Regions from separate parts of the Homo sapiens genome. Here all the other regions are linked to region 1. A link is an interaction called in ENCODE POLR2A ChIA-PET data of the cell type or tissue named here. Cell type or tissue: MCF 10A. All regions are shown on one strand. Links, peaks and the distances in the headings refer to the core of each region. The heading gives the core; the rest is flanking DNA.

What was found. Peaks named below come from ENCODE experiments on the same cell type or tissue, not always from the same donor. Only the 100,000 strongest peaks of a DNase experiment are listed, where the experiment ranks them.
Region 2: POLR2A ChIA-PET joins it to region 1 with 24 read pairs; 4 of 35 experiments call an interaction of 5 or more read pairs at or near these places.
Region 3: POLR2A ChIA-PET joins it to region 1 with 21 read pairs; 4 of 35 experiments call an interaction of 5 or more read pairs at or near these places.
Region 4: POLR2A ChIA-PET joins it to region 1 with 16 read pairs; 3 of 35 experiments call an interaction of 5 or more read pairs at or near these places.
Region 5: POLR2A ChIA-PET joins it to region 1 with 10 read pairs; 2 of 35 experiments call an interaction of 5 or more read pairs at or near these places.
Region 6: POLR2A ChIA-PET joins it to region 1 with 12 read pairs; 5 of 35 experiments call an interaction of 5 or more read pairs at or near these places.
Region 7: POLR2A ChIA-PET joins it to region 1 with 15 read pairs; 6 of 35 experiments call an interaction of 5 or more read pairs at or near these places.

What each region holds. Positions count from the first base shown.
Region 1 is chr2:112,782,394-112,786,731 of GRCh38, reverse strand. IL1A (interleukin 1 alpha) reads left to right here and starts at 2,239. Exons shown (of 7, transcript NM_000575.5): 1 at 2,239-2,289; 2 at 2,954-3,008; 3 at 3,968-4,016. The coding sequence starts at 2,962. In MCF 10A, for the core only: no CTCF peak of the experiment used is centred there; a DNase peak (open chromatin) is centred at 2,231.
Region 2 is chr2:112,882,531-112,886,868 of GRCh38, reverse strand. No RefSeq gene overlaps it. Among named protein-coding and RNA genes, the nearest start is that of IL37, 26 kb to the left of the region's middle. In MCF 10A, for the core only: a CTCF peak has its summit at 1,778 (motif pointing right); a DNase peak (open chromatin) is centred at 1,778.
Region 3 is chr2:112,889,262-112,893,599 of GRCh38, reverse strand. LOC105373563 (a long non-coding RNA gene) reads left to right here. Exons shown (of 3, transcript XR_001739645.2): 2 at 2,518-2,618; 3 at 3,882-3,975. Among named protein-coding and RNA genes, the nearest start is that of IL37, 20 kb to the left of the region's middle. In MCF 10A, for the core only: no CTCF peak of the experiment used is centred there; a DNase peak (open chromatin) is centred at 2,099.
Region 4 is chr2:112,867,821-112,872,158 of GRCh38, reverse strand. No RefSeq gene overlaps it. Among named protein-coding and RNA genes, the nearest start is that of AMANZI, 30 kb to the right of the region's middle. In MCF 10A, for the core only: no CTCF peak of the experiment used is centred there; DNase peaks (open chromatin) are centred at 2,428 and 2,848.
Region 5 is chr2:112,874,499-112,878,836 of GRCh38, reverse strand. No RefSeq gene overlaps it. Among named protein-coding and RNA genes, the nearest start is that of IL37, 34 kb to the left of the region's middle. In MCF 10A, for the core only: no CTCF peak of the experiment used is centred there; no DNase peak of the experiment used is centred there.
Region 6 is chr2:112,940,213-112,944,550 of GRCh38, reverse strand. No RefSeq gene overlaps it. Among named protein-coding and RNA genes, the nearest start is that of IL37, 31 kb to the right of the region's middle. In MCF 10A, for the core only: a CTCF peak has its summit at 2,608 (motif pointing right); a DNase peak (open chromatin) is centred at 2,630.
Region 7 is chr2:112,835,263-112,839,559 of GRCh38, reverse strand. It overlaps IL1B (interleukin 1 beta), which reads left to right and starts at 2,781. Exons shown (of 7, transcript NM_000576.3): 1 at 2,781-2,852; 2 at 3,316-3,377; 3 at 3,943-3,994. The coding sequence starts at 3,331. In MCF 10A, for the core only: no CTCF peak of the experiment used is centred there; a DNase peak (open chromatin) is centred at 2,689.

The DNA.
Region 1 (4,338 bases), core at 114-4,113:
GGATGGCTCCCAACGCACACACCACAGGCCTGCCCAGTATGTTCCACTATCTACCCAGTAGAGCCCTGCCCAGTACGTTCCACTGTCCCTTCCCTAGAAGAGGTGACTGTTGTTCACAGTCCCAGAAAAGCGGGCTCCCCAAAACAATGCAAGGACCCACCTCTCTCTGAACCTCACCCACCCTAGTTTTCCTTTAAAAATCAATTTACAAGAAGATCATGTGAAGGAAAAGGTTGGGTGATATTCTAACCCAAGTTAGCTGTTTCTCAACCAAGTTCTCTTTGAAAAATTCAACAACCACCTTTGGGGAATTATTTACAACAGAGGAGTGAGGATGGGACCAGGATAGGTATTGCCTATGTTGGTGGAACCAGGGTTTTTTTCCTGGATTACCAAAGAGATGGTATGCATTGCTCCCAGAAGCTAAATATCTTCAGGCTTTCAATGGTGGCCTTCACCTGAAAATGTTATCCCTGTTGAAGCTTTCAAGCCAGTATTTTCATAAGAACTATATTTTCTTTGGTGAACTGAGGCATTATAATGATGACTATACAGGTTCTTGAGTGACTGAAGCCATCATTAGCATTGTCATTATTTTTGTTTAGTTGCATCTCCATAGCAGCTCACATTCACAATGTGCTTTGCAATTGTTCCTTAGCAATAGCCCTCACAAGATTCTCAGGAGGAGAGGGTTAATCAGGATTAACATTTCTGTGTTGCCTAAAGAGGAACCAAGGTAAGCAGAAATGTAGCCAGTTGGCTGGCATCACTGTTGCTTCAGGATTCATCCTTAGACACCCAAGCTTCTACCCTAGTCTGGTGCTACACTTACATTGCTTACATCCAAGTGTGGTTATTTCTGTGGCTCCTGTTATAACTATTATAGCACCAGGTCTATGACCAGGAGAATTAGACTGGCATTAAATCAGAATAAGAGATTTTGCACCTGCAATAGACCTTATGACACCTAACCAACCCCATTATTTACAATTAAACAGGAACAGAGGGAATACTTTATCCAACTCACACAAGCTGCTTTCCTCCCAGATCCATGCTTTTTTGCGTTTATTATTTTTTAGAGATGGGGGCTTCACTATGTTGCCCACACTGGACTAAAACTCTGGGCCTCAAGTGATTGTCCTGCCTCAGCCTCCTGAATAGCTGGGACTACAGGGGCATGCCATCACACCTAGTTCATTTCCTCTATTTAAAATATACATGGCTTAAACTCCAACTGGGAACCCAAAACATTCATTTGCTAAGAGTCTGGTGTTCTACCACCTGAACTAGGCTGGCCACAGGAATTATAAAAGCTGAGAAATTCTTTAATAATAGTAACCAGGCAACACCATTGAAGGCTCATATGTAAAAATCCATGCCTTCCTTTCTCCCAATCTCCATTCCCAAACTTAGCCACTGGCTTCTGGCTGAGGCCTTACGCATACCTCCCGGGGCTTGCACACACCTTCTTCTACAGAAGACACACCTTGGGCATATCCTACAGAAGACCAGGCTTCTCTCTGGTCCTTGGTAGAGGGCTACTTTACTGTAACAGGGCCAGGGTGGAGAGTTCTCTCCTGAAGCTCCATCCCCTCTATAGGAAATGTGTTGACAATATTCAGAAGAGTAAGAGGATCAAGACTTCTTTGTGCTCAAATACCACTGTTCTCTTCTCTACCCTGCCCTAACCAGGAGCTTGTCACCCCAAACTCTGAGGTGATTTATGCCTTAATCAAGCAAACTTCCCTCTTCAGAAAAGATGGCTCATTTTCCCTCAAAAGTTGCCAGGAGCTGCCAAGTATTCTGCCAATTCACCCTGGAGCACAATCAACAAATTCAGCCAGAACACAACTACAGCTACTATTAGAACTATTATTATTAATAAATTCCTCTCCAAATCTAGCCCCTTGACTTCGGATTTCACGATTTCTCCCTTCCTCCTAGAAACTTGATAAGTTTCCCGCGCTTCCCTTTTTCTAAGACTACATGTTTGTCATCTTATAAAGCAAAGGGGTGAATAAATGAACCAAATCAATAACTTCTGGAATATCTGCAAACAACAATAATATCAGCTATGCCATCTTTCACTATTTTAGCCAGTATCGAGTTGAATGAACATAGAAAAATACAAAACTGAATTCTTCCCTGTAAATTCCCCGTTTTGACGACGCACTTGTAGCCACGTAGCCACGCCTACTTAAGACAATTACAAAAGGCGAAGAAGACTGACTCAGGCTTAAGCTGCCAGCCAGAGAGGGAGTCATTTCATTGGCGTTTGAGTCAGCAAAGGTATTGTCCTCACATCTCTGGCTATTAAAGTATTTTCTGTTGTTGTTTTTCTCTTTGGCTGTTTTCTCTCACATTGCCTTCTCTAAAGCTACAGCCTCTCCTTTCTTTTCTTGTCCCTCCCTGGTTTGGTATGTGACCTAGAATTACAGTCAGATTTCAGAAAATGATTCTCTCATTTTGCTGATAAGGACTGATTCGTTATACTGAGGGACAGCAGAACTAGTTTCCTATGAGGGCATGGGTGAATACAACTGAGGCTTCTCATGGGAGGGAATCTCTACTATCCAAAATTATTAGGAGAAAATTGAAAATTTCCAACTCTGTCTCTCTCTTACCTCTGTGTAAGGCAAATACCTTATTCTTGTGGTGTTTTTGTAACCTCTTCAAACTTTCATTGATTGAATGCCTGTTCTGGCAATACATTAGGTTGGGCACATAAGGAATACCAACATAAATAAAACATTCTAAAAGAAGTTTACGATCTAATAAAGGAGACAGGTACATAGCAAACTAATTCAAAGGAGCTAGAAGATGGAGAAAATGCTGAATGTGGACTAAGTCATTCAACAAAGTTTTCAGGAAGCACAAAGAGGAGGGGCTCCCCTCACAGATATCTGGATTAGAGGCTGGCTGAGCTGATGGTGGCTGGTGTTCTCTGTTGCAGAAGTCAAGATGGCCAAAGTTCCAGACATGTTTGAAGACCTGAAGAACTGTTACAGGTAAGGAATAAGATTTATCTCTTGTGATTTAATGAGGGTTTCAAGGCTCACCAGAATCCAGCTAGGCATAACAGTGGCCAGCATGGGGGCAGGCCGGCAGAGGTTGTAGAGATGTGTACTAGTCCTGAAGTCAGAGCAGGTTCAGAGAAGACCCAGAAAAACTAAGCATTCAGCATGTTAAACTGAGATTACATTGGCAGGGAGACCGCCATTTTAGAAAAATTATTTTTGAGGTCTGCTGAGCCCTACATGAATATCAGCATCAACTTAGACACAGCCTCTGTTGAGATCACATGCCCTGATATAAGAATGGGTTTTACTGGTCCATTCTCAGGAAAACTTGATCTCATTCAGGAACAGGAAATGGCTCCACAGCAAGCTGGGCATGTGAACTCACATATGCAGGCAAATCTCACTCAGATGTAGAAGAAAGGTAAATGAACACAAAGATAAAATTACGGAACATATTAAACTAACATGATGTTTCCATTATCTGTAGTAAATACTAACACAAACTAGGCTGTCAAAATTTTGCCTGGATATTTTACTAAGTATAAATTATGAAATCTGTTTTAGTGAATACATGAAAGTAATGTGTAACATATAATCTATTTGGTTAAAATAAAAAGGAAGTGCTTCAAAACCTTTCTTTTCTCTAAAGGAGCTTAACATTCTTCCCTGAACTTCAATTAAAGCTCTTCAATTTGTTAGCCAAGTCCAATTTTTACAGATAAAGCACAGGTAAAGCTCAAAGCCTGTCTTGATGACTACTAATTCCAGATTAGTAAGATATGAATTACTCTACCTATGTGTATGTGTAGAAGTCCTTAAATTTCAAAGATGACAGTAATGGCCATGTGTATGTGTGTGACCCACAACTATCATGGTCATTAAAGTACATTGGCCAGAGACCACACTGAAATAACAACAATTACATTCTCATCATCTTATTTTGACAGTGAAAATGAAGAAGACAGTTCCTCCATTGATCATCTGTCTCTGAATCAGGTAAGCAAATGACTGTAATTCTCATGGGACTGCTATTCTTACACAGTGGTTTCTTCATCCAAAGAGAACAGCAATGACTTGAATCTTCAATACTTTTGTTTTACCCTCACTAGAGGTCCAGAGACCTGTCTTTCATTATAAGTGAGACCAGCTGCCTCTCTAAACTAATAGTTGATGTGCATTGGCTTCTCCCAGAACAGAGCAGAACCATCCCAAATCCCTGAGAACTGGAGTCTCCTGGGGCAGGCTTCATCAGGATGTTAGTTATGCCATCCTGAGAAAGGCCCCGCAGGCCGCTTCACCAGGTGTCTGTCTCCTAACG
Region 2 (4,338 bases), core at 219-4,218, 100 kb before region 1:
GAGTGATGGAAATATTCTATGACTTGATTTGTGTATTAGTTTCATAAGTTATATATTTGAACCCAACAGTATCTGAGATAGGTCTCAGTCAATCTAGACAGTTTATTTTGCCAAGGTTAAGGATGCATCCGTGACCCAGCCTCAGGAGGTCCTGACAACCTGTGCTGAAGGCAGTCAACATACAGCTTGCTTTTATTCATCTTAGGGAGACATAATACATCAATCAATGCATGTAAGGTTTACATTGGTTCAATCTGGAAAGGTGAGGGAACTTGAAGCAGGGAGCTTCCAGGTTACAAGGTAGATTATTCTCAACAGAAAGGAATGTCTGGGTTATGATAAGCGGTTGTGGAGACCAAGGTTTTATCTTGTAGATGAAGCCTCCGGGTAGCAAGCTTCAGAGGGAATAGATTGTCAAAGTTTCCTATCAGACATAAGGTCTGTGTTGATGTTAATGCTGGTCAGCTTTTCCTGAATTCCAAAAGGGAGAAGGGTATACTGGGGCATGTCCAACCTTCCCTTCCATCATGACCTGAACTAGTTTTTTCAGGTTAACTTTGGAATGCTCTTGGCCAAGAAGAGGGGTCCATTCAGATGGTTGGGGGGGCTTAGAATTTTATTTTTGGTTTACAGTGAAGACTTATCAAGCTATACACTTAAATGAGTATGTTGTTAAATGTAAACTATAACTAAATAAAGATTATTTTAAAAGAAATTAATGCAGCTAACCGTGACCCCTGGCAAAATAAAATAGTGTATATGTACGTGCATATACATGCAAAGAAATGAGTTGAAACTAGAAGGATGCCAATCAAATAATAACATGGTCATCTTGGGGTCGGAGTACATTTGGGGATGAGGGGAGCTGTAAAAGCAGACTTGGACCTTTTCTTCTACCAGTACCGTGTCATTTGAATTTTGGAAAGAAAAAAAAAAACTCAGAAGGAGGAGAAGGAGCAGGAGGAGAAGAAGATGGATCTTAAGTGATTTGCCCGGGAGCACCTTGAGAAGGTGAGATTCAAGTCTAGGTCTAAGCTTTCTAATTCCATGAGTGGGAGTGACCCACGTCCAAGAGGAAGCTCAAAAGGAAGATGTTCTCCATCATCTCTTGCTCATCCTAACAGCATGCAAAACCACATCCAATGCAGCTCAGAAAACTCCCAAATTGCCAAATTTCATTGGAAACACTTAATGCTGTGGTTTCCAATTTCAACTGTAAAGTAGGTATGTATGCCATTGTTACCATTAACTTCTCAGAAATGGAGAGAGCTCTCTTTCCGCCTCCTCCCCCTCTGCTGTGGCTTTGGTGAGACGTGCACTCAGGCTCACCTGTCTCCATGATCTCCAGTAAGTACACATGAGCAGAGAGGCCTCAGCTCAGCTCTTCCTGGTCCCACCAGGGTTGATTCTTTGAGAATTCTGGAATGCCACATCCTAGGCCCCCCAAAGAAATCCTGCATCTTACCCCCAGAAATATGAATCATAGCAAATTTCAAATCAACCATCGTTTAATACTCACAGACTGGGCACATCCAAAAACATATTTTCAGTTTTACAACAGTGCCTGGTGCATATCGGCACTATTTGTGGAAGCAATAAATCGACACGGAGCTGAAACACAAACAAATGCCAAATTGTTTTTATAACACCTGATTTTCTTTCTGTTTCTTTATGCAGTTTAGTTTTGTTTTGCTTAACTCTACCTCAGACCATAGTCTGGTAAACTCACCACCCAGAAGCTCCCTTGAAATGTGGGTATGCAGCCACTAGGTGGCAGGAGAGAGTTTCCTGCCTGGAGGGAGGACAGCCACTCTGTCCCCGGGTCAGGCCAGGGCCACCCTGCTACCTGCAAAATTAGCATGGGGCTTTATGAACCACAGCTTCCTAATAAACACAGGATCTGTTTGATAGAGCCTCCAAAACACGCCTACCTAGTGATGAAAGACTCAACTTCAGAAGAAAACCTTCATGGCAAACATCTTCAGAGATGTTTCCAACTTAAGGTTCTGAACACAGACGCTTCCCCAGAAAGCCATTGTTTCTCAGCACCTGGGAGCCTTGCTTTGCTTTGCTTACAGACTCGCTGTTCTTAAATCACTGCCAAGATAACATCTGTCTCTTCTCTTACCCTCTATTTCGATATAAGGACTCCTCACTCTTGTTGCTTCCTATTGGCTACCTCTCCACAGGGAGAAATCGCTGATTTAACAGCAGTCAATATCCCAAATCTGGAACAGGGAACAGGGAAGCATTTAAAAATTGGAGAATTTAGGCCGGGCACAGTGGCTCATGCCTGTAATCTCAGCACTTTGGGAGGTCGACGTGGATGGATCACTTAGGAGTTCGAGACCAAGCCTGGGCAACATGGCGAAACCTCATCTCTACAAAAAAAAAAAAAAAAAAAAAAAAAAACCCAAAAATTAGCCGGGCATGGTAGTGCACACCTGTGAGCCCCAGCTACTCAGGAGGCTGAGGTGGCAAGACTGCTTGAGCCCTGAGGTCGAGGCTGCAGTGAGCCGAGATCACACCACTGCACTTCAGCCTGGGCAACAGAGTGAGACCTTGTCCCAGATAAATAAATTAAATTAATTTAATTAGAGGATTTAAGGATTTTCCCTACAGACACCTCCTTATTTTCTCTGGCCTTTTCTGACTACTCTCCCTAACTCCCTGCTCCTCTGGTCTCCCAAAACTACTCCAGAAAAAAAAAAGGGGGGGAGGGACTAAAGGAAAGCCAGGTGACAGTGCCAGTGTGACAGATGACAAAGCATCTGCCCGAACAAACCGTAGGTCCCTGAACTTTCTCCAAGACCTATCTGTGGACTTACCTATGAAAACCAGTTTTAGCAAAAACCCTCCTAAGCCAGTTTATCAAGATCCCCTTATCCTCAATATCCATCTGATTGGATTCTTCATCCCCCACCATTCCCCAGTGATGTCACCAGGCCTTTCTTCAGCAACAGTAGTTAGTGGGTGTAGCCAGGACGCCCCCTCACCCCTGATATGCCCTTTTAGTAATTCTTCATCCACAGGTTCCCACCCTGCTCCTAGGCTATACATTCCCATTTGCCCATGCTGCATTTGGAATTGAGCCCAGTTCTATACTGAGGTCTTACTTCACCTCTCGCCATAGTCCTGAATAAAATTGGTTTTCACATTTAAAAACTGTCCAGCTCTGGTTGTTCCTTGACACAGGGTAATTTTTATTCCATGTGATAGTTTGCCTTACCTCAGCCTACACCCCTCAAACCTGCAACTCTATATTCAAGAACCAGACAGCCCTTTCCAACAGATAGGAAGAGGCTGCCCTGGTGCAAAGGAAGAGGCTCTGGGAGGAAGGAGAGAACCCGAAGGCTGCCCCCTCCTCTAGACTGAGCTCTGGGATGGGTGGACGATAAAACCCAGATACGTTTAGACATCTGAGCGTGGAGAGGACTTTGCTTTGCTTCCACAGGGACCCCAAGGAAACTGCAAGCCCTCCAGAGACTAAAAACAGCAGAACAGCAAGAAATGGCAGCAAAGGTCTGGGCAGAATCATCCTATGTGGGCACAGACACAAACAGAGTCCCCTGTGGCCCCAGGAGAGTTTAAAGAAGATCCAGAGGCTGTCCTATTCCATATCTCAGCAGAGACAGGCCCGTGAGCCTAAAAGCTGATCATTAGGACAAGAAGGACACGAACTGTCCTGCAGCGTGAACCGCGTGGAACAAGGCCAATCACCAGACACCAGACCAGCCAGACACAGCCCCGCAGTTCCCCAAGACCACCACGGACCCATCGCCCCTCACCAATAGCTCCAGGCTACATAGACCCCCTCCACTTCATGGATGTCCTCAGAGCAGAAAGGGGAGGCAGGAGTGGAACCCTGACTTGGTTCAGTTGAAACATAAAATGACTGTACTATTATTGAATTGCTGAAGTTTACGTGAAAGAAATGAGATTTAGTTTTTGGCCACAGTGCAAAATAAGAAACGAGGCTTCAACTGAGATTAAGGTGAGTTATAGGAAAATGTACTCCCTTGAAGGACCTGTGAAGTGTGTTCGCTATGAGAAAATGACCAGAATCCACGTTCTTAGCTGCGGGACTCAGGCTGACTCCTGTTTCTGGAGCTTGCACAAAGGGCAGGGAAATCCCTGTTTCAGGCACAGTGATTTCAATGTTTAAAAGAAAACAGGTGGGCCCTGGCAATCATGATAACATGTCATAAGTTTACATCTCTGTGAGGCAGGTAGTGTAATCCCCATTTTGCAAAGGAGGAAACCGAGGCTGAAAGCAGCTACATGGTCTCTTCAATGTGGCCCAAATGTTGGAGAACAGAGCTTAACTGAATCAGCAAT
Region 3 (4,338 bases), core at 277-4,276, 110 kb before region 1:
TCTAGTCTTCCTTCTCGGGAGCCATTAACCAGTCCTGTTGGCCCCACCCCCAAGAATATTCCAAATCTGTTCACTTCCCTCCTTGCCCTCTGCTACCACCCAGCTCCAAGCCACCATCTCTTCTCCTGTGGACCTAACAGAGTCCCTGCCTCAACCCTGCCCAGAATAAAATGGCCCTTCTACAGTGTCAATTAGATCTTGTCATTCCCCAGCCTAAACAATTCAATGGCCCCCATCTTAGTTAAAATTCCTCACCCTGACAAGGCCCCATCTACGCCTCTGACCTCATGCCCTCCACTCTCAGTCTTGCACTCACCCTGCCACACTCAAGGGCTTCCCCAGGTTCCTTCTTAGATTCCACCGATAGCTCAGGGACTTTGCACATGCTACGGTCTCTGCCTGGCTCCTCCCCAGATCTTCTCATGCCTAGCTGCTTCTCATCAGCACCCCTCAGAGACTGTCCCTGCCCCACCTCTCCAGGTTCCATACCTGCCACCCTCCCCCAATCACGTAACAGTTTCTTCACAGAGCGAGTTACCATCCCAGTATTTCCCTAACTTATTTTTTGTGACTGGTCTGTTGCCTGTCTCCACCACAAGAACATAAGCTGCATGTGAACAGGAGCCTTGTCTATCTTGTCACCCCAGTGGCTGTGACATAACCTGATACACATTAGATGCTCAATGATGTTTGATGAATGAAGTGCTGGTAGTCCAACTGTGTTTCCTTGTCTGTGTAAGTATGTCTGTTGTGGTTTCCTAAGAACCTACAGCTCTCCCACTGTGACTCCTGTTCTATGGTCCTGATTTGCTGGACTAGAATCCTAACCTACATGCTTACTCTTAGTGTCCTCCCCCAGAGGCTGAATCCCAGTCCCTAAACCTCCACCAAATGGCTAAGACCTAGCTTCCAACCAGACAGGCCTACGCTGAGACCTCAGCACCGCCCTTCTGCGGTCTCATCCTTAACGCATCCTTCAGGGCCCAGCTTAAATGTCTCTTCTCCAAGGAAGGCTATCCTCTTTCTGCCCCTCAGTGCTCTCCATGCCTCCTCTATGCCTCCATGCCTGCTTTCCAACCCTGCAGAGGTGGAGAAGTTGCTAATCTGCTGTGTTGACATGTGCTGGGGTGCCTTGGGCCAGGGAGCAGGCTGGTGGTGTGCTGATAGCCCGTGGCTGTGCCCAGGTCCATGCTCACTTCCTGAGCCCCAGTGGAGTAGGCTCCCTTTCCCTTATTGCAGCACTCAGAGGAAGGACGTGCTTCTTAGGACAGATCTGGCCAACCTCTCCCTCGTGAGAGAAGGCCCAGCCATCCTCTTGCCCTCTTTCTTTCTCCTGCCCCCGAGTAATAAAGGTGCCTGGTCAGAGCCTTCTAGAAGGAGACCCAAACATCCACCACACATTCCCAGTTCCAACCGTCATCCACATGGCTGGCTGTGCAGGTAAACGCAGAGTCTGTTTCACACACCCAACCATCTAGTATTGGATGGGAGGACAGTAGCGTGACACTCTTCTCCAGCCTTGAGCCCTACTGTGGGCCCCACCCAACCCAGATACCAGAGGAGCCCTGTACTGGGATGCTATTGGATGCTTGTCCAGTCATGTACAAAGTTAGCCCTTTGTTATATAGAGTTAGCTACGTACATCTTCCTCTGTAGGGAACCCAAGAGGGGAGAAGAGATATGTAGTAGGATTTAACCTGCAAATCCTCTGCTGAGCACCCTGCACTACATACAGTGGGTAGCATGTGGTAGGTGCTCAATAACTATTGACCGATAGATTGAATACAGGTAGGATGGTGACACAATCTAAGATCCCAGGGGTGGGGAGACCACACGCTTGGTTAGGGAGACCCAAAGTGGACCGTGTGGCCAGAAGAGTCCCGCACTGCACTCTAGTGACAGTGCAGAAAGTCACTGTGGGAAATCTAGAAGTTTCTACAGGTTGCTATTTCATCATAGCACTGTGCAGGCCAACCCTTCCTGCTCCACTGGCTGTTGGGAAAAGCTTTCTCTTTTCTTCCTAGCCAGGGAGCTCTCAAAGTGTTCCACTCTCTCACCTCCACCCAGGCGTCCAGGTGTGGAGGACACTTGCCGGCTGCTTGTCTGCTGACTCATCCCTTGGTTTCACTTGGAAAACCTACCACCAGCTGGCCTCTTTCCAAGCATCAGCCTCCTCATTTTCTTAATCCCTTAGGTGTGATCTCACCTCCACACAGTAGATTGCCTCAAGGCCCAATTCCAATATGAATAAAAATGATTATTTTGTCATCTTCCAATCTTCCTTTTAAAATATTATTTTATAATTCCCTTTAGGAGGATCACCTAAGTGAAGACTATTTTTACCTAAGAAATGTTAAAATGTAAAGACATGGTTGTAATCTGGGGATTCCTGTTAAAATGGCTAGCAGACAGAAGTCAGACGACAGGCTAGAAATGTGTGAAGAGTGGTTGCCTTTGAAAGGCGGAGTTGGTAATGATTTTCTTCCATTTTTCCATGCTTTCCAATTCTCTACAAAGGCCTTAATATTACTTCGATAACCAGGACCTCTGATAACCTGCCCCCACCGAGTAAAGACTTAGCTGGGAAAGTCAGCTTCATGTGAGGTAAAAGGAACCAGGTAATACACAATTCCCACTGCCAACTGTCGGGTGTGCAGGCCTGAGCTTCCTGCATGTGGGAGGAAAGAGAAAGAAGAGAGAAACTCCAAGATCCAAGAGATCCAGCAAGAAGGCTGGAGTCTGAGGACGCAGAAAGCTGAATGGCACAGTTACCACTATTGTGCTGAGGTTCTGTGGCCTCTGGGTCTCTTGACAACTGGGCAAAGACCCACAGAAAACTATCTCTAGACCCTACCTGTGGGAGGGGAAAGTGCTTAAGATCATTTACAGGACAGCCACCTGGACCTCAAATGGCTTACAGTTCCTTCATCCAGAGGGTCTTCATTTAGTACATACCAGGTGCTAAGCTGGGTGCTGGAGACATGACGGGGAACCCATTTACCATGGCTTTGTTACTGTGACATTCACATCTAGGGAAAGCCAGCAAAGGGGAGGGATCGAGGAGAGCTTGTTAGGCAGAGAAAATACCCAAGGGCAAGGGAGAAGCCAGCCTGTTCTGAGCACACACAGTGGTTCCATCTAACTGGGCCTCAGTGCCAGGTTGGACTGGAGATGGGGCTGAGGAGCTGTCACAGAGCATTCTGGACACAGATGTCACATAGTCCCTTGAGGTTAGGGTCCTTAGGCATGGCAGCATTGCTTTGAGTTTTTCCTTTTGTAATGTTGCCATTCATGACAATGTGGAAGATGGGTCCTTGCAGAGAAGGGCAGGGCTGTGAGACCAGTTAGGAGACTAAGATGTGAGCCAAGGAAAATGAGGAACACCTGAACACTGGGGCAGGTGCAGGGCCCAGAGAGAAGCAGATGGCTTCCTGAGGTTTTAAGTAGGTAGAATCAAGGCAGCTGGTAAAGATCTTTTATTACATATAAACTGGAATAAGCCATCTGCTCCAAGACAAAAGAGTAGGCGGAAAACAATACAAGACAGAAATGGAATTAGAACAAACCTGGGAGGAATGTGGAATTAGAGTAGAGAGTCCAACACTGGCTGCAATCATAAAAATGTAAAACAAACAAAAATTTGCTAGGTGTGCTTACTTAGAAATAATTAGCTGTCATATTAAGTTCACTTGTGTTATGGCTTAAATGTGTCCCCCAAAATGTGATGTGTTGGAAACTTGATCCCCAATGCAACAGAGTTGAGAGATGGGACCTTTAAAAGGTGATTAGGTCATAAGGGTTCTGCCCTCATAAATGAATTAATACTGTTATCATGAGAGTAGATTCCTGATAAAAGGATGATCTCTGCCTCCTCCCCACAGCCCTCTTGTGCATGCTTTCCTGCCTTTCCACCTTCTGCTATGGGATGACACAGCAAGAAGGCCCTCACCAGATGCAGCTCCTTGATCTTGGACTTTCCAGCCTCCAGAACTGTAAGCCAAACAAATTTCTGTTTATTATAAATTACCCAGTCTCAGGTATTCTGTTCTAGAAGCACGAAATGGACTAAGATCATTAGATTATCATTTTTTATCAGACTGTTGAAGTGAAAAATAAAAATCAAATAAAGAAATTAAGAGAGCTGCATGCAGCAGCTCATGCCTATAATCCCAGCACTTTGGGAGGCCAAGGCAGGTGGATTGCCTGAGCTCAGGAGTTTCAGACCAGCCTGGGCAACACGGTGAAACCCTGTTTCTACTAAAATACAAAAAACTAGGCCGGGCGCGGTGGCTCACGTCTGTAATCCCAGCACTTTGGGAGGCCGAGGCGGGTGGATCA
Region 4 (4,338 bases), core at 122-4,121, 85 kb before region 1:
CCAGTTAGACCAATGTTAATTCTCATTCTACCCTCCCTATAATTTAACCTCTTTTATAATTCCTGTGTACTTTTGTAAATTCCCATTTTTTCTATCTATGCTGAATTCTGATTTCCTCAGAACTACCTTCCAGTTCATTAATCATTTCTTCAGCTATTTAACCCATCCACTAAGATATGTATTTCAACAATTATACTTTTTTACTTATAGATTACTTCATTTTTTTAAACCTGCCTAGTTTTATTTTTAAATTATGCCTTTTATTTCCTTAGATGTTTTCTAAATAATTATATGTTATATCAACCCTTCCCTTGACTAAATGTGCAACCTTAGACAATTGACTTTATTTCTCTGCTGTGTTTCCTCATCTGTAAAATAGGAATAATTATTGTACCTCCTTCATAGAGATATCGGATTAAATGAGTTACTGTGTTCGTACCAGACAATGTCTTATCAGGAAACAGAAACCAGTCTGGCTATTTCAATCAGAGAGAGAAGTACACACAGGGAAGTCAGTTACAAAATTAGAAGTGGAGGAGCAAAAACGGGGAAGATTGTGGGACCCAGAGATCAGGAACTACAGAAAGCTGCTACTGCACCTGCAGGACCCAAGGCTCCTCTGAGCTTCCACAGAGCCATGCAGCCACTCCAGTAGCCCCTGGTCATCTACTGGCCACTGTCCCTTTAGGAACCTTGCTCGTCTCAGTCCCATGCCTTTAACTCCACACTGTGAGAAGGCTACTTACCTGTGACTGCCACTGTTACTGCCCATTTTGCATGTGCTGCCAGAGGCACAGCCAAGAACAGAATAGCTGCCTCTTCCTTTCTACCTTTTAATCTAGTGCAAATTAAGAGGGCACAGTAGGAGGGTGAGTGTGAAGCTGAGTCGGTATCTGGCACAATGTGCAAAATTCTTAGAACCCAGCACACAGTAAGTACTAGATGCATGTTTGCCATTGTGGCAGTTTTATTCTATATTCAGGAATTCTAACAGCTGAAGACTTAGAGCATCCCAGCTGGTGGTTATTGTTTCTGTTTATTCTCATTCACGTCACTCATGAATTTGTTTATTGCTCTGTGTGTTTGGTGACCTTTGTCTGTGAGCTTGTACATGATTGATCTTAGTCTGTGGGAGTTGTACTGGCTGAATTGGGGAACTTGCCTCCAGAGAGGATTTGTGTCTGCTTCGGGTGGAAGGGCAAGGAAATGCCAACAACCTGAGACCACTTTATTCTGCCTCAAAGGCCCCGGATTGAGGCAGGCCCCTGGGTTCAGCACCCGCTCTTGCCACTGGCACATAATTAAAGAGGCCCATTGATTGCAATGCTTATACAAGTGTTTTCCCTCAGAGAGGAAGACTGCCTTTGACGTGTGTTTACCTGCCGCTCACCACCCTTCCTACTTAAGCCCACTTGGAGGGGGTAGGGAGAGGGGGACAGAAAGAGGATTTTAAGAGATCTCCTTTCCTTGCTGTTCATCCAGAAATGCATTTCAAAATGTGTTTTATCTAAGCCTTACTCATTTTGAGTAAGGAAGACCCTGCAGTGTCTACATTCAACCATGTTGCCAAAAGCAGACATCTGTATTTTATTCAATAGACAAAGGAGGAACCATTAACCAATGGGGGCCAGGGGATGATGGGACCCAATCTCAGTTTTAGAAAGAAAACCAGCAATAAAGCAATCTGATTTTTTTTTTTTTGAGACGGAGTCTCACTCTATCGCCCAGGCTGGAGTACACTGTTGCAACCCCAGCTCACTGAAACCTCCGCCTCCTGGGCTCAAGCAATTCTTCCACCTCATCCTCCCAAGTAGCTGGAACTACAAGCACGCACCATCACACCTAGCTAATTTATTCTTTTTGGTTGTTTTTTTTTTTTTTTTTGTATTTTTGGTAGAGATGGGATTTCACCATGTTGCCCAGGCTGATCTCAAACTCCTGAGCTCGAGCAATCCACTCACCTTGGCCTCCCAAAGTGCTGGCATTACAGGCATGAGCCACTGTGCCCAGCCAAGCAATCTGATTCTTAAGTTAGTTTTCTATGTCTTTTAAAATAAAAGTACAAGAATCATCATCCCCAGAAAGGTATGTGAATGGCAATCACATTCAGATTTTCTAGAAAAGTCCAAATTTCAAGTATTTAACCTCATACTTCTCACATATGTATTTGTCAGAACTCTAATCCTAATTTGAGCTTGAGCAGATACAATCACTGTAAATATGGTCTTCATCAAAAATGTAATACATTGGCATTCTGGCTTATTAATCAATTCCTTGTGAATCTGAGTATTGTTACTTAGACCACAAAGAATTGGATCCCTGACAGTTCAGTAGAAACAAGCACTACCTAGGCAAGTAATGCTGCAGGCAAGCATTTGAACAGTCGTGGCCTCATAAAGGGCAGACACACCCCTGGCAGCCAGCCAGGCTCATTAACAGCAACCCAGAGACTTGCCGAGGTCCTTCTAAGAATCTGATTTCATGAGTCACGCTCCATGGGCACACCCCAAATTTCTGTTTGTTTTGGAAAACTCAGTTACCCTTTACAAAGAATAACTCCTATAAATGATAATGAGAATAATTAAAGCTACATGTGCAAAAACAATTAACTTATTACTGATGCTATCAGCGGATGTTGTCAACTAATAAATCTGTCAAGTTGGCAAGTGAAGAAAGGTGGCATGCTTTCAAACATAAATATAAAATGTTTAAGGAAGAAAAACTGGTAGGCATAACCGCGCCCAATTGTACTGGTTGCATTTCAAATGTCCTGGTCGCACTGATGCATATGCTTGACATGACAGGCAGCACCAGGAAGGAAAGGGAGAGGGCTTGGAAGGAGGAGGGTGCAGCCCCAGGATGGGTGGCTGGAGTGAACTGGGAGACAAAGGCAGGATTTATTTCAGAGGCAGGGCCCACAGAACACTCATGGATAGGTGGGATGTTGAGGGAACAGGCAGAAATCCAAGAGAAGGACTTAGATTTTTTACTTGAGCAATTGGGTAACTGGAAGAACATTTGGTAAGAACTGAGGAACTGGGGGAGGAACAGGAATATCAAGAGTTCTGTGTAGGACATGTTAAGTTGAAGGTGCTTACAGGATAGCCAGATGAAGCATCAGGTGTGCAGTCAAAGATATGAGTCTGGAGCAGCACATCCTAAGTCACCTCCTGCACCAACACAGAACTTCCAGGCCACTCACTTGAGCTCTCCCAAATAGTTTCCAAGTGTCATTATGTTAATAACCTATGAGCTTGAACACCAGATTCAAACCCCACTGCATGGCTTTTAAAGACCATCTCAAGGGCTTGACACTCCAGGGAGCCAACTAAAGATGCCTGGTCCTACCATCAACCTCCACCCCATTTTTTATAGAAAATGTTTCTACCTGTCCTAAGGCAGGGTCCTGCCCCACTCCCAGGCCCCTTTAGATCCCCAATATTCCTCCTCCCTGAACCAAAACCCTCATCATCTTCCAGCATGGGTGGGGCCTCCATTCTTGCTTCTGCTCCCCTGAGCAGAAGCAAGTTTCTCCCAACTTGACCTGATTCTCCTCCTAAGTACCAGTCACTGCTTTGTTTCTGGAATGAGAGAAAAAGACAGAGTGAGAGAGACAATCCAGAACTCTTGCTCACTCACAGCTAGGCTGGGCATCTGGGAGGATGGCTGTGTCCATGGGAACCTGGGAAAAGCCACACCCTTGGCACCCTGGTCACCCACCTGTCTCCCTGGCAGATTCCGCACTGCTCTCTTGCACCCTCTACCAGGGCTAACCGGCCTGCTCACTCTCCCCAGCATGTCTTCCCACGCCCACTCTCTAATTATTACATTCCCTTCACATAAACTGCCCTTCTCTCCCAATCACCACATGTTCACTTCCCACCCAGCTGTCAAAGTCTGGCTCAACCTCATTCTTGAAAAGGAAAAAACAAACAAACAAACAAACAAACAAGCAAAAAACCTATGATGGATTAAGAACACACTTCATTCCAGGAACATGCTTATCTCCTCTAACTCTCACAACAACTACAGCAGGTAGGTGTTATCACACCCATCTCTCAGGTGAGAAAACAGGCTCAACGAGTGCAGGAGGACACAGCAAGTCAGTGACAAAGCTTAAATTCAAGCCCAAGCCTGTTGGCAACCAACGTCTGTACCCTTGATAGCTACCTCATTTACCACCAAATCCAGTGGCCTCAGGCCTGGCTGCACACTGGGATCACCTGGTGCCCAGACCACATCTTAGACCAGTCATACAGAATCTCTTGGGCTGGGATCCTCCACGGTACATTTTAAGGGTCCCCAGGTGAGTCCACCATGGACCCAGAATTGAGAACC
Region 5 (4,338 bases), core at 160-4,159, 92 kb before region 1:
AGGCACAGAGCAGAAAGGACAAGCAGCCCATAAGCCCCAGTGAATATCTCCAATCGCTGTGTCTGTGTGTGTATCTTTATGAGACGGTCATATCTAATACCTGCAACAATGATTTTCTGAGATCAACCCTAGTGTCAAGCTTCTTGAGCTGTAAGTCCCATAAACCATCAAAATGGCATGCTTAAAGGAAACTATTGACCCCAGTAGTATCTGGGCTGCAATATCTGTCTCTCAGCAGAGACAGAGCATTTTACTTTTCACAGTGAATTCTTTTGCACTGTTTAATTTCTTACTCTAAGCTTGTATAATTTTTTAAAACTAATAAAAAGTCCTAGGAATTTCAATATTATACTATCCAATTTGCATAATCTGGGATTCCAGTTGTAGCACAAAAATCCTTATTCGACTATGCTGTAATTTGTAATTCATATACGTGTGAAATACAGCCATGATGCTTAGAACCAAGATTAATCTGGGGGATTTCCTCACTCAGCCAGTGTGCACTCAGCTCTGTGCTGTAGGGACACTCAAGTGGCATGGGGCAGCACAAGCCCTGTCCTTGTTGAAGTAGGAAGCCTATGCAGAGAAAGTGGCCATGTCCTAATTCTTAGGGAGGCTCCAGAAGAAAATGTGGGGAAAGTGGAGCAGCCCCAGAAGGGCTGGTTTATTACTAGCACAAAAGGACCCTGATCCAGGACAACCCCAGACATACTACTTAGATAGAGCAGCCCTACTCTTCAACAGCACCTCTCTTTTGTGCTTGAGTTTAATTCCTTTGAAACACGATGAATGGGTATGTTATTTAGCTTGTTGTAATCATTTCACAATGTATACATAGATCGAAACATCACATTGTACACCGTAGACATATACAATTTTTATGTGTCAATTATGTATGCTTTAATAACGCTGAGTGGAGAACAGTTTGAAACAATAAATTAAATTCTTAGGTTTCAAACCAACCTCCGCTCCATCATGAGGTCAAACTTCACCACCACATCCATTGCTTGGAGGGTTACTGGCCCGTGTTCCTTAATATCATGTAGGATCATTGTGGGAATTAAAGGAGATGGGTGAGACCAGAATTCTTAGACTTCCTTGGGGATGACTAACCTAATATTCCAAGGTTTCCTGGAGGGCTCAAGGCTCAGGAATTGGGTATTTCCTCTATGACATGCCCACACATCTCCAAGGAAAACGCTATATGTTCTCTTTCTCTACCTTTCCACCCCACCTCCACCGGGACGATCCTTTGACTGCTGCAGTTACCGTGACTAGCTAGCTCCTCCAGTTCTCCCAGCAGAGCTGTTCAAGGAAAGTAACACTCTAAGAAGCCATTTGGCCTCCACATGCCCTCAGCTGAACTACAGGTCTGGGCAGGGAAGGCAAGATGCCCCAGAGACATCACACGCAGGAATGGCAGGGCAGGCATCAGCAGGGCAGGCCACGGCATCTCCCACCACTCTCTCTATCCTGTAGTACCCAAGCTTGTCCTCAGAACGTGAACCAACAATCTGGAGCTGTTTTTCCAGGACATTAAGTGAGGCCCTGGAGGCCCTCTACCAGCCCACTAGTGCTTCTGCTCTGTCTGGATTAGGCAGAATCAGAAACCTAGCCCCAGTGCGAGTCACCCCCAACTCACTGCTAGTCACCCTTTACATCAGTCTTGATGATGAAAATGCCATTGTACCCCCAGAATTACATCAGGCTGGGAGTGTTTTCCTAAGCACGCTATCCCTAGGGCCTCATTTCCACTCTCAAGCTCCATGCCCCATTGTCATTTGGAAAAGTTGGCAACTATCAGGAGAATAACTCAATAAGTCATTCTGCATCTCATCACTGTCGAAGGACAGGAACCCCTGGAAAAATGAATATAGGAGAGCATGGATCTGGGATTGAAGAAGCTGCTGTAATCTTGGGCAGCAGCTACCTATGAGCATGCACCCCTTCAGATCAGGCTTGGCATAGGATGACGACACTTGCCAAGCACCATGACTGTTAATGCAATTTCTTAAGACTCTGTCTTCCTTACACTGCTCCAGGCCCTCAAGGGCCCATGACTATGTGGAAATGACCTTGGCCCTGGAGGCCTGGGGTGGGATCATCTGCTAAGTAGATACAAGGAAAGCAGGTGAGCCATACTGACGCAGCCATTCATAAGCCAGGCTCTCTCAGATGCCTTCCCTCAGCTCTCCTACCCTGCATTCCTTCATTAACCCTGCTCTCATTGAAATTCCTAGGAACACCTAATCCTCATGCAAAAAAAAAAAAATTAGTCTGAGTCTTCACGGATTCTTGAGACCTCATGGCTTAAACCCTGTTCAACCCCATTACCTCTCTAGCAACCCCATTGCCTGGTGCTGTCCAGGGCCAGGCTGATCTCCATAGGTCCCTCTGCTGGCTCCATTCAGATCTGCCCTCCAGAGTTCAATAATCTCTAGAAAGGATTAGTGTTTGCTGGTTTGTACTTATTTATTTATTTATTTATTTATTTATTTGAGATAGGGTCTCACTCTGTCACCCAGTCTGGAGTGTGGTGGCACAATTATGGCTCACTGCAGCCTCAACCTCATGGGCTCAAGCAATCCTCCCACCTCAGCCTCTCAAGCAGCAGGGACTATAGGCGTGCACCACCACATCTGGTTAATTTTTTTTAATTCTTCATAGATACAAGGTCTCCCTGTGTCACCCAGGCTGGTCTTGAATTTCTGGGCTCAAGAGATCCTCCTGCCTTGGCCTTCCAAAGTGCTGGGATTACAGGTGTGAGCCATTGCATCCAGTCCTATTTGTTATTAATTTGGGTTCCAAAGATTCCTCCAGTGGCATCTTACTTTGGAAATAAATTACAACAATAATATTTATCAAGCATTTATAAAGCCCTTACTACATGTGGAGCCCTGTAGGAAGTATCCTATGTTGTTCATCACATATATTCCTAACAACATATTCCACAAGGTCAAGATTCTTCTTATCCTCATTTCACTGACAGAGACTTGCTCCAGTCATAGGGTACTGAGTTCCAGGTATATCGTCCAATCAAGTTTGCTGTTGCTTCCTTACTGATGTGAGTCTGTGATGCCTATCAGTTACTAAGAAATACACATGTTCAACCATTGCCTGGAGGGTCACCCCAAGGGTATATCAGATGCACATATCAAATTGAAGTTCAGGCATATCCAAACTTTAACTCATTAACTCCTCTTACATCACTGCCCTTCCACTCCAAAGCAAACCAGTATGCCTTCTCATTCCCCTAGTTTCCTTGTGGTGTTGAATAATGTAACTTCAGTGGATCAACCTAGAAGTCTCAGAATTATCCTCAACTTTGCTTCCTCAGCCCCCACCTGCATCCAGTTGTTCACTATGTCCATTCTGATTCTACTCTGAACATATCTCAACTACCTCCCTTCCACTCTGTTCGCACCACTACTGCCTTATCTCAGGGTCTCGTCATTTCCCCCCAGCCTTTCAGTAAATGGCTCCGTACTTCTCCACACTACACAACTCAACATTTTTGTAGAATTCAGACCATTCTGCAACAAAATTAGATATGGCTTTGAAATACGTCAAACAACGACAGACAAAAACAGCCAACTCTCCACAAATTGTACACCTACCAGCTTTTCCAACCAATAGTCTAAAACATGGGAAAGTGTCTTTAAAAATGTAAATTGATGTTATTAACTCTTATTTTAATTCATTCATGTGAGTCAGGATCAGTTGGGACAGTTTTATGAGGGATGAGTGATTTCCAACACTGTGAAACACAGAGTGCTTTGCTCCATTTATCTTCTTAGAAAACTACATTTTAATCACTTGATTTCATTTTGAAGACAAACTAGATTCACATTTATAGAGGACAGAAGAATAAGCATTTTTCCACACGTAGATTTTACCGTCATATTCTAGGAAAGGCCTTACAAAACAAATGGCCATGCTGTTTGATTATTGCCAGAAATAGTAGCTTCAGAATAACTCTTCTAAAACCAAAGCCATCGTTTATGAAGATATCTCCAAATATCTGATAAGCCTACAACTAAAGCTAAACCACCAACTAAAGTATTAATGAAGAAATGTAAAACAAGCTTCTTGAATGCATGATAAAAATTCTCCAAGTGTTAGCCTCATTAGCAAGAGTCTGCATCAACAAAATTCCTGTCCTCAGTTCCCTACACTAAAGGTAAATGTATATGGGGTAAATGATGCAGCTATAAGTCCCCAAAAATAACGTCATGATAAAGTCCCACCTGAGCATGAGGTGGACCACATTCTTACATTGTTTAAAAATGGAAGATTTTGTCTTTGCACCTTTCCCTGCTCTTTTTTGGCCCTCAGGGG
Region 6 (4,338 bases), core at 219-4,218, 160 kb before region 1:
ATGAAAAGCTGCTTAACATAACTAATCATCAGAGAAATACACAAATCAAAACAAGATATCATCTCACACCTGTTAGAATGGCTATTATTAAAAAATGAGATAAGTGTTGGCCAGGTGTGGAGGAAAGGAAACCCTTGTACATTATTCATAGGAATGTAAATTAGTACAGCCATTATGGAGAACAGTATGGAGATTCCCTAACAAAATTAAAAATAGAATTACCATATGACCCAGCAATTCCACTTCAAGGAATACATTCAAATACTATCAGTATCTCAATAAGATACTTGCACTCCTATGTTCGTTGCAGCGTTATTCACCATAGCCAAGATACAGAAACAAGTTAAATGTCCATCAACAGATAAATGGATAAAGAAAATCAGGTACATATATATATACAATGGAATATTATTCAGCAAAATCCTGACATCTGAGATAACCTGGATAAACCTGGAGGACATTATGCTAAGTAAAATCAAAGCCTGACACAGAAAGACAAATACCACATAATCTCACTTACATATGAAATATGAAAATGTTAATTTTATGGAAACAGAGTAGAATGGTAGTTGCCAGAGCCTGAGAGTAGAGAAAATGAGATGCTTGTCAAATCAAATCATCACATTGAATATATATAATCTATTTGTCAATTAAATATTTTAAGAATAAAAAATACCTGGCACCAAAAAAAGAATGCAAAATGTCTCAACAATGTTATATGTATTGCATTTTGAAGTGATAATAATTTGAATATTAGGTTAAATAAAATATATTTGAAAAATTAACTTCACCTATTTCTTTCCATTTTTGTTAACATAGGTACAAAAAAAAATTAAAATTACCTATGTGGCTCATGTAGGTGGCTCACATTATACTTTGATGACACTATACAGGCTGGTGACCATATATCTCTTAGACTAGTCTAAGTGATTTAACAGTGGTTCCAGAAAGATCCAGGTTTAACACCAATGAAAGGGCCAGCTGGCTTAGCCCAGCTTGTGTGGGAAATGTTGGGGAGTGGTTTAAGACAGGGAAAAGCAGAACATTTTGATGCTATTGACATTTTTGAAACAATCATTTTGTGGCCTGAAAAAAACCCAAAACATTAAATTTACAGCTTTTTTAAATTAGCTACCGGCTGGGCACAGTGGCTCACATCTGTAATCCCATCATTCTGGGAGGCCGAGGTGGGTGGATCACCTGATGTCAGGAGTTTGAGACTTGCCTGGCCAACACAGTGAAACCTCATCTCTACTAAAAATACAAAACTTAGTTGGGTGTAGTGGTGCGCACCTGTAGTCCCAGCTACCTGGAAGGTTGAGGCAGGAGAATTGTTTGAACCTAGGAGGCAGAGGTTGCAGAGAGCTGTGATCATGCCACTACACTCTGGCCTGTGTGACAGAGCGAGACTCTGTCTCAAAACATAAAAATAAAAATAAAAATAGTTACCAAGTCATATGTGCAACTGACATGCTCATGGAATTGTTTGGCTTCCCTCTCCCATTCCCTGATCCAACCCTGTGAGCCTCAGCTTCCCTGTTTATGACCTGGATTTCTGCTGCTGGCCTGCTGATGGTTTGCTTGCCTCAAATTCTCGCTCTTTTGGACCATCCTGGTCACTTCAGTCAGACAGATATTTCCACAATACACATCTGTTCTCAATGTCTAAAATCCTCCAATGACCTCCCGTTGCCTGGAGAAAAAAATTCAAACTCTTTGGCATGAGTCATGTGCTGACAGGGGGCAGAGTATACACACAAAAGGTGCATGCTAGAGGTAATGTAAGGAAAGGTTATTTATAAAACTGCAGGCAGGTCCAGAGGAAGCAGCAGGAGATGGTGGAGCTCCAGGCACTGCTGACAGTGGAAATCCACAACCCTCTCTGGAGGAGGAGGAGCAAGGGATGGGGAGGTGGCTGGCCCACTGAGAAAGCTGGGGCTGTGGGAGGGCCACTGACAGAAACTGTGGCCTTCTGTATAGGGGAATGTGGCCACTGCCAACCTGAAGGGGCGCGGGTGCACTCTAACCAAGCTCTCTTTCCTCCCTCTGATCTCCCATTGCCTGAGCCCAACCAGGAGATAGAGGACAACAGACCACTAAGGCAGCCCATAAGGCCAGTCTCAAGGGTACAGAGCAGATGGAGACATGTGGCACCCCCACCTGAAGCTCAGAGACACCATTTATCACCTGGATTACTGGCCCATAACTGCACACCCACCTCTGGCCACTCCCTGCTCTGGGTTGCCCGCCTCATTCTGGCCAAGAAATCTTCCTAAAACGCAAACCCAATCACACCATTACCCCAAGTAGAACTCTTCAGCGGCTCTGCACCATCTACACAGCAAGTCCATCTCTGTAGTGAGACCCTAAGACTTTTTATAACCCAACTCTACTCACCTGCTTGCTCACAGAAGTTTCATGAATGCACACGTTTGGTTCATCACAAATGTCTAAGAGAGCCATCCTCAGCCCCTGCCTTCTCCTGGGTCCTGCTACAGAGAGGACCTAGCGGCTAAGGAGTCCAGAGATTGCCCTTTGGTCACCTGTAGAACATCACGACTTAACAGCTGTGCCCTGCTGGAGCTACTGGCAGAGCTGCGCTTCCCAGGACCAGTAGAGGGCGCCATGACATTGAATGGCCACATGTTGGAGACCGCATCTTGGGCTTGTAGCTGCCAGAGCCCTGAGCTCAGAATAGCACCTGCAACTATGCGAGGCTAAGGCGGGTGGATCACCTGGTCGAGACCAGCCTGGCCAACATGGTTGAAACCCTGTCTCTACTAAAAATACAAAAATTAGCCAGGTGGGGTGGCTAATTTGAAAAATTTAGCTGGGTGTGGTAGTGCACGCCTGCAATCCTAGCTACTAGAAAGGCTGAAGCAGGAGAATCTCTTGAACCTGGGAGGCAGAGGTTGCAGTGAGCCAAGATCATGCCACTGCACTCCAGCCTGGATGACAGAGCAAGACTCGGTCTCAAAAAAAAAAAAAAAAAAAATGTCTGCATGAAAAAGTTATCACAGGGAACAAAAGCAAGAAGAAACAAAGAATGGGAACTTCCTCAAGTGTCTACAACTGCAAAATAAGAAATAATGTACATTATGAGCTTGGTTACAACAGGGTCAAGAAGCCAGTCACAAAATGGTGCAATTAACAATAAAGGCAAAAAGTTCACACAAGGCAGAATCATTCCTTTTATGAGCCCGTGTGGAAACTGTCTGCACTATGTGTGAGAACAAGAAAGCAAAAGGAAAAGATTTCACTTTCAAATAATAACACTAATAGATTATTCAATTAAAGTTTTCATTGCAAATTGATAAAAAAAAAACATGTAGCTGCACACATATTTTTAATAGCAATAATTAGGGTCCCTGAAGAAAACTACTACAAGACATGCTAGTAGGAGTGAAATATTCAATGAGTAAATCCAGGCTTTAAAACAAACAAATCAGAGATGACATTTGTTTTAACCTTGTTGACATTTGTTTAATCAGAGATATGCCAGAAGCCCTGCAGAAATTTGTGTCCTCAGGATAGGGCTGCCATAATAGAAAGAGGTGGTGGCTTTATACCAAGTCTGTCTGAAAGCATTGAGGTTCAGGTACTTTGAGTGATTATTAAAGTTGCAGATTTGTAGTGTAAAATGTTGCTTGGACATCTGAATTCCACACCAAATGACATTAAAACATTAACGTGTCCCATAAAACCCAGTTGCTTCCATCCAATTTGTTTTCAGCTCCTTGTGAAGACGTGGATGCAGAATAAATACCCCACTGAAAACGGACAGGAGAATTTCACCATCAAGAGTTTGCAAGCTAAAGGCAGAAATGACATTTCATAACATAGCATTTACCCTTACTGTTAGGAAAGCAGGAGCCTAGGAGAGCCAGATGGACACCATTTTCAAATCAAGCCCATCTTAAAACTAGCAAGACACATTCCTTGCCAGTCAGGACCCATGGCCCTAAGATGTTTACAGCTAAGGAAGTGGCTTGGTAATCCCTGCAAGGACAAACTTCTACAACAACAGAAAGCCCAGATGTCCCAATCCCTATAAAAATATATGCTTTCAAGATAATTATAGTTATGCTTTGATGTACTTAAACACACTAAAATGTCAAGGATAGTTCTCTTTAAATCAATAGGAGAATAAATGTTTTCATGCTGTCGGCCCACCCACACATAGCCACAGCTTAGTTTAGTCTTTATATAGACAAGATTCCTATATAAGAAAAATTTAATGATGGCATGTTCCTCCACTTGCTGTCTGAGGATGCTCTACTTTGTAATGGAATAGCTTTCAATAAACTCTCTCAATTCACCGCACCCTGCAACTCACCT
Region 7 (4,297 bases), core at 298-4,297, 53 kb before region 1:
GTCAGGGGGCATTGCCCCATGGCTCCAAAATTTCCCTCGAGCGAAAGCATCAGGGGCTCATGCAACCTGGATACTAGTGCTGCTTCAACCACACTGTGCTATTGGATGAGTCACTTCCACCCTCCTAGCCTTGATTTCTTCGTCTGCTGTTCACATTCAAATAGCTATTCATGTCTTCATCTCTGTGGTCCCACCATATCCCACCAGACAATCATTAGGGCTCCTCTTAGCTGGCAGATTCTGAGGTCCTGGATGCTACAATTGGAAGATGGAGAAGTAGAAGCTCAAGGTTTCTGACCTGTATCCCAAGTCCCAGAAGCAGAATGGACTAACTCAGAGCTGATGCTCGGGTCCCTTGCATATCTCCCTTCCTGTCACTGGCTTTGATCCTCCTTCGTTCAGCTTGTAATCACATCAACAGACCAAAGACATCTCTGTGTTCTGTCAGGAGAGTTCACAGAGCCACCAACCCTCCAGACCCTGCTGGTTGCCGCATAAAGACTCTGAGGAAGGGTTTGAGGCTGCTGTGATCATGCAATGAATGCATGATTGTACCACTGCACTCCAGCCTGGGGGATAAAGGTAGATCCTGTCTAGGAGAGAGAGAGAGAGAAAGAGAAAGAGAGAGAGAAGGGAGGGAGAGACAAAGAAAAAGAGAGAGAGGGAGGGAGAAAGAAAGAGAGAAAGAAAAGAGAAAAGAAAGAAAAAGAAAGAAAGAGAGAGAGGGAGGGAGGGAGAGAGAAAGAAAGAAAGAAAGAGAAAGAGAGAAAGAGAGAAAGAGAAAGAAAGGAAGAAAGAAAGAAAGAAAGAAAGAAAGAAAGAAAGAAAGAAAGAAAAGAAAAGAAAGAAAGAGAGAGAGAAAGAAAAAGAAAGAGGAAGGAAGGAAGGAAGGAAGAAAGACAGGCTCTGAGGAAGGTGGCAGTTCCTACAACGGGAGAACCAGTGGTTAATTTGCAAAGTGGATCCTGTGGAGGCAAAACAGAGGAGTCCCCTAGGCCACCCAGACAGGGCTTTTAGCTATCTGCAGGACCAGACACCAAATTTCAGGAGGGCTCAGTGTTAGGAATGGATTATGGCTTATCAAATTCACAGGAAACTAACATGTTGAACAGCTTTTAGATTTCCTGTGGAAAATATAACTTACTAAAGATGGAGTTCTTGTGACTGACTCCTGATATCAAGATACTGGGAGCCAAATTAAAAATCAGAAGGCTGCTTGGAGAGCAAGTCCATGAAATGCTCTTTTTCCCACAGTAGAACCTATTTCCCTCGTGTCTCAAATACTTGCACAGAGGCTCACTCCCTTGGATAATGCAGAGCGAGCACGATACCTGGCACATACTAATTTGAATAAAAATGCTGTCAAATTCCCATTCACCCATTCAAGCAGCAAACTCTACCACCTGAATGTACATGCCAGGCACTGTGCTAGACTTGGCTCAAAAAGATTTCAGTTTCCTGGAGGAACCAGGAGGAGCAAGGTTTCAACTCAGTGCTATAAGAAGTGTTACAGGCTGGACACGGTGGCTCACGCCTGTAATCCCAACACTTTGGGAGGCCGAGGCGGGCAGATCACAAGGTCAGGAGATCGAGACCATCCTGGCTAACATGGTGAAACCCTGTCTCTACTAAAAATACAAAAAATTAGCCGGGCGTGGCGGCAGGTGCCTGTAGTCCCAGCTGCTGGGGAGGCTGAGGCAGGAGAATGGTGTGAACCCGGGAGGCGGAACTTGCAGGGGGCCGAGATCGTGCCACTGCACTCCAGCCTGGGCGACAGAGTGAGACTCTGTCTCAAAAAAAAAAAAAAAGTGTTATGATGCAGACCTGTCAAAGAGGCAAAGGAGGGTGTTCCTACACTCCAGGCACTGTTCATAACCTGGACTCTCATTCATTCTACAAATGGAGGGCTCCCCTGGGCAGTACCCTGGAGCAGGCACTTTGCTGGTGTCTCGGTTAAAGAGAAACTGATAACTCTTGGTTGGTATTACCAAGAGATAGAGTCTCAGATGGATATTCTTACAGAAACAATATTCCACTTTTCAGAGTTCACCAAAAAATCATTTTAGGCAGAGCTCATCTGGCATTGATCTGGTTCATCCATGAGATTGGCTAGGGTAACAGCACCTGGTCTTGCAGGGTTGTGTGAGCTTATCTCCAGGGTTGCCCCAACTCCGTCAGGAGCCTGAACCCTGCATACCGTATGTTCTCTGCCCCAGCCAAGAAAGGTCAATTTTCTCCTCAGAGGCTCCTGCAATTGACAGAGAGCTCCTGAGGCAGAGAACAGCACCCAAGGTAGAGACCCACACCCTCAATACAGACAGGGAGGGCTATTGGCCCTTCATTGTACCCATTTATCCATCTGTAAGTGGGAAGATTCCTAAACTTAAGTACAAAGAAGTGAATGAAGAAAAGTATGTGCATGTATAAATCTGTGTGTCTTCCACTTTGTCCCACATATACTAAATTTAAACATTCTTCTAACGTGGGAAAATCCAGTATTTTAATGTGGACATCAACTGCACAACGATTGTCAGGAAAACAATGCATATTTGCATGGTGATACATTTGCAAAATGTGTCATAGTTTGCTACTCCTTGCCCTTCCATGAACCAGAGAATTATCTCAGTTTATTAGTCCCCTCCCCTAAGAAGCTTCCACCAATACTCTTTTCCCCTTTCCTTTAACTTGATTGTGAAATCAGGTATTCAACAGAGAAATTTCTCAGCCTCCTACTTCTGCTTTTGAAAGCCATAAAAACAGCGAGGGAGAAACTGGCAGATACCAAACCTCTTCGAGGCACAAGGCACAACAGGCTGCTCTGGGATTCTCTTCAGCCAATCTTCATTGCTCAAGTATGACTTTAATCTTCCTTACAACTAGGTGCTAAGGGAGTCTCTCTGTCTCTCTGCCTCTTTGTGTGTATGCATATTCTCTCTCTCTCTCTCTTTCTTTCTCTGTCTCTCCCTCTCCTTCCCTCTCTGCCTCCCTCTCTCAGCTTTTTGCAAAAATGCCAGGTGTAATATAATGCTTATGACTCGGGAAATATTCTGGGAATGGATACTGCTTATCTAACAGCTGACACCCTAAAGGTTAGTGTCAAAGCCTCTGCTCCAGCTCTCCTAGCCAATACATTGCTAGTTGGGGTTTGGTTTAGCAAATGCTTTTCTCTAGACCCAAAGGACTTCTCTTTCACACATTCATTCATTTACTCAGAGATCATTTCTTTGCATGACTGCCATGCACTGGATGCTGAGAGAAATCACACATGAACGTAGCCGTCATGGGGAAGTCACTCATTTTCTCCTTTTTACACAGGTGTCTGAAGCAGCCATGGCAGAAGTACCTGAGCTCGCCAGTGAAATGATGGCTTATTACAGGTCAGTGGAGACGCTGAGACCAGTAACATGAGCAGGTCTCCTCTTTCAAGAGTAGAGTGTTATCTGTGCTTGGAGACCAGATTTTTCCCCTAAATTGCCTCTTTCAGTGGCAAACAGGGTGCCAAGTAAATCTGATTTAAAGACTACTTTCCCATTACAAGTCCCTCCAGCCTTGGGACCTGGAGGCTATCCAGATGTGTTGTTGCAAGGGCTTCCTGCAGAGGCAAATGGGGAGAAAAGACTCCAAGCCCACAATACAAGGAATCCCTTTGCAAAGTGTGGCTTGGAGGGAGAGGGAGAGCTCAGATTTTAGCTGACTCTGCTGGGCTAGAGGTTAGGCCTCAAGATCCAACAGGGAGCACCCAGGGTGCCCACCTGCCAGGCCTAGAATCTGCCTTCTGGACTGTTCTGCGCATATCACTGTGAAACTTGCCAGGTGTTTCAGGCAGCTTTGAGAGGCAGGCTGTTTGCAGTTTCTTATGAACAGTCAAGTCTTGTACACAGGGAAGGAAAAATAAACCTGTTTAGAAGACATAATTGAGACATGTCCCTGTTTTTATTACAGTGGCAATGAGGATGACTTGTTCTTTGAAGCTGATGGCCCTAAACAGATGAAGGTAAGACTATGGGTTTAACTCCCAACCCAAGGAAGGGCTCTAACACAGGGAAAGCTCAAAGAAGGGAGTTCTGGGCCACTTTGATGCCATGGTATTTTGTTTTAGAAAGACTTTAACCTCTTCCAGTGAGACACAGGCTGCACCACTTGCTGACCTGGCCACTTGGTCATCATATCACCACAGTCACTCACTAACGTTGGTGGTGGTGGCCACACTTGGTGGTGACAGGGGAGGAGTAGTGATAATGTTTCCCATTTCATAGTAGGAAGACAACCAAGTCTTCAACATAAATTTGATTATCCT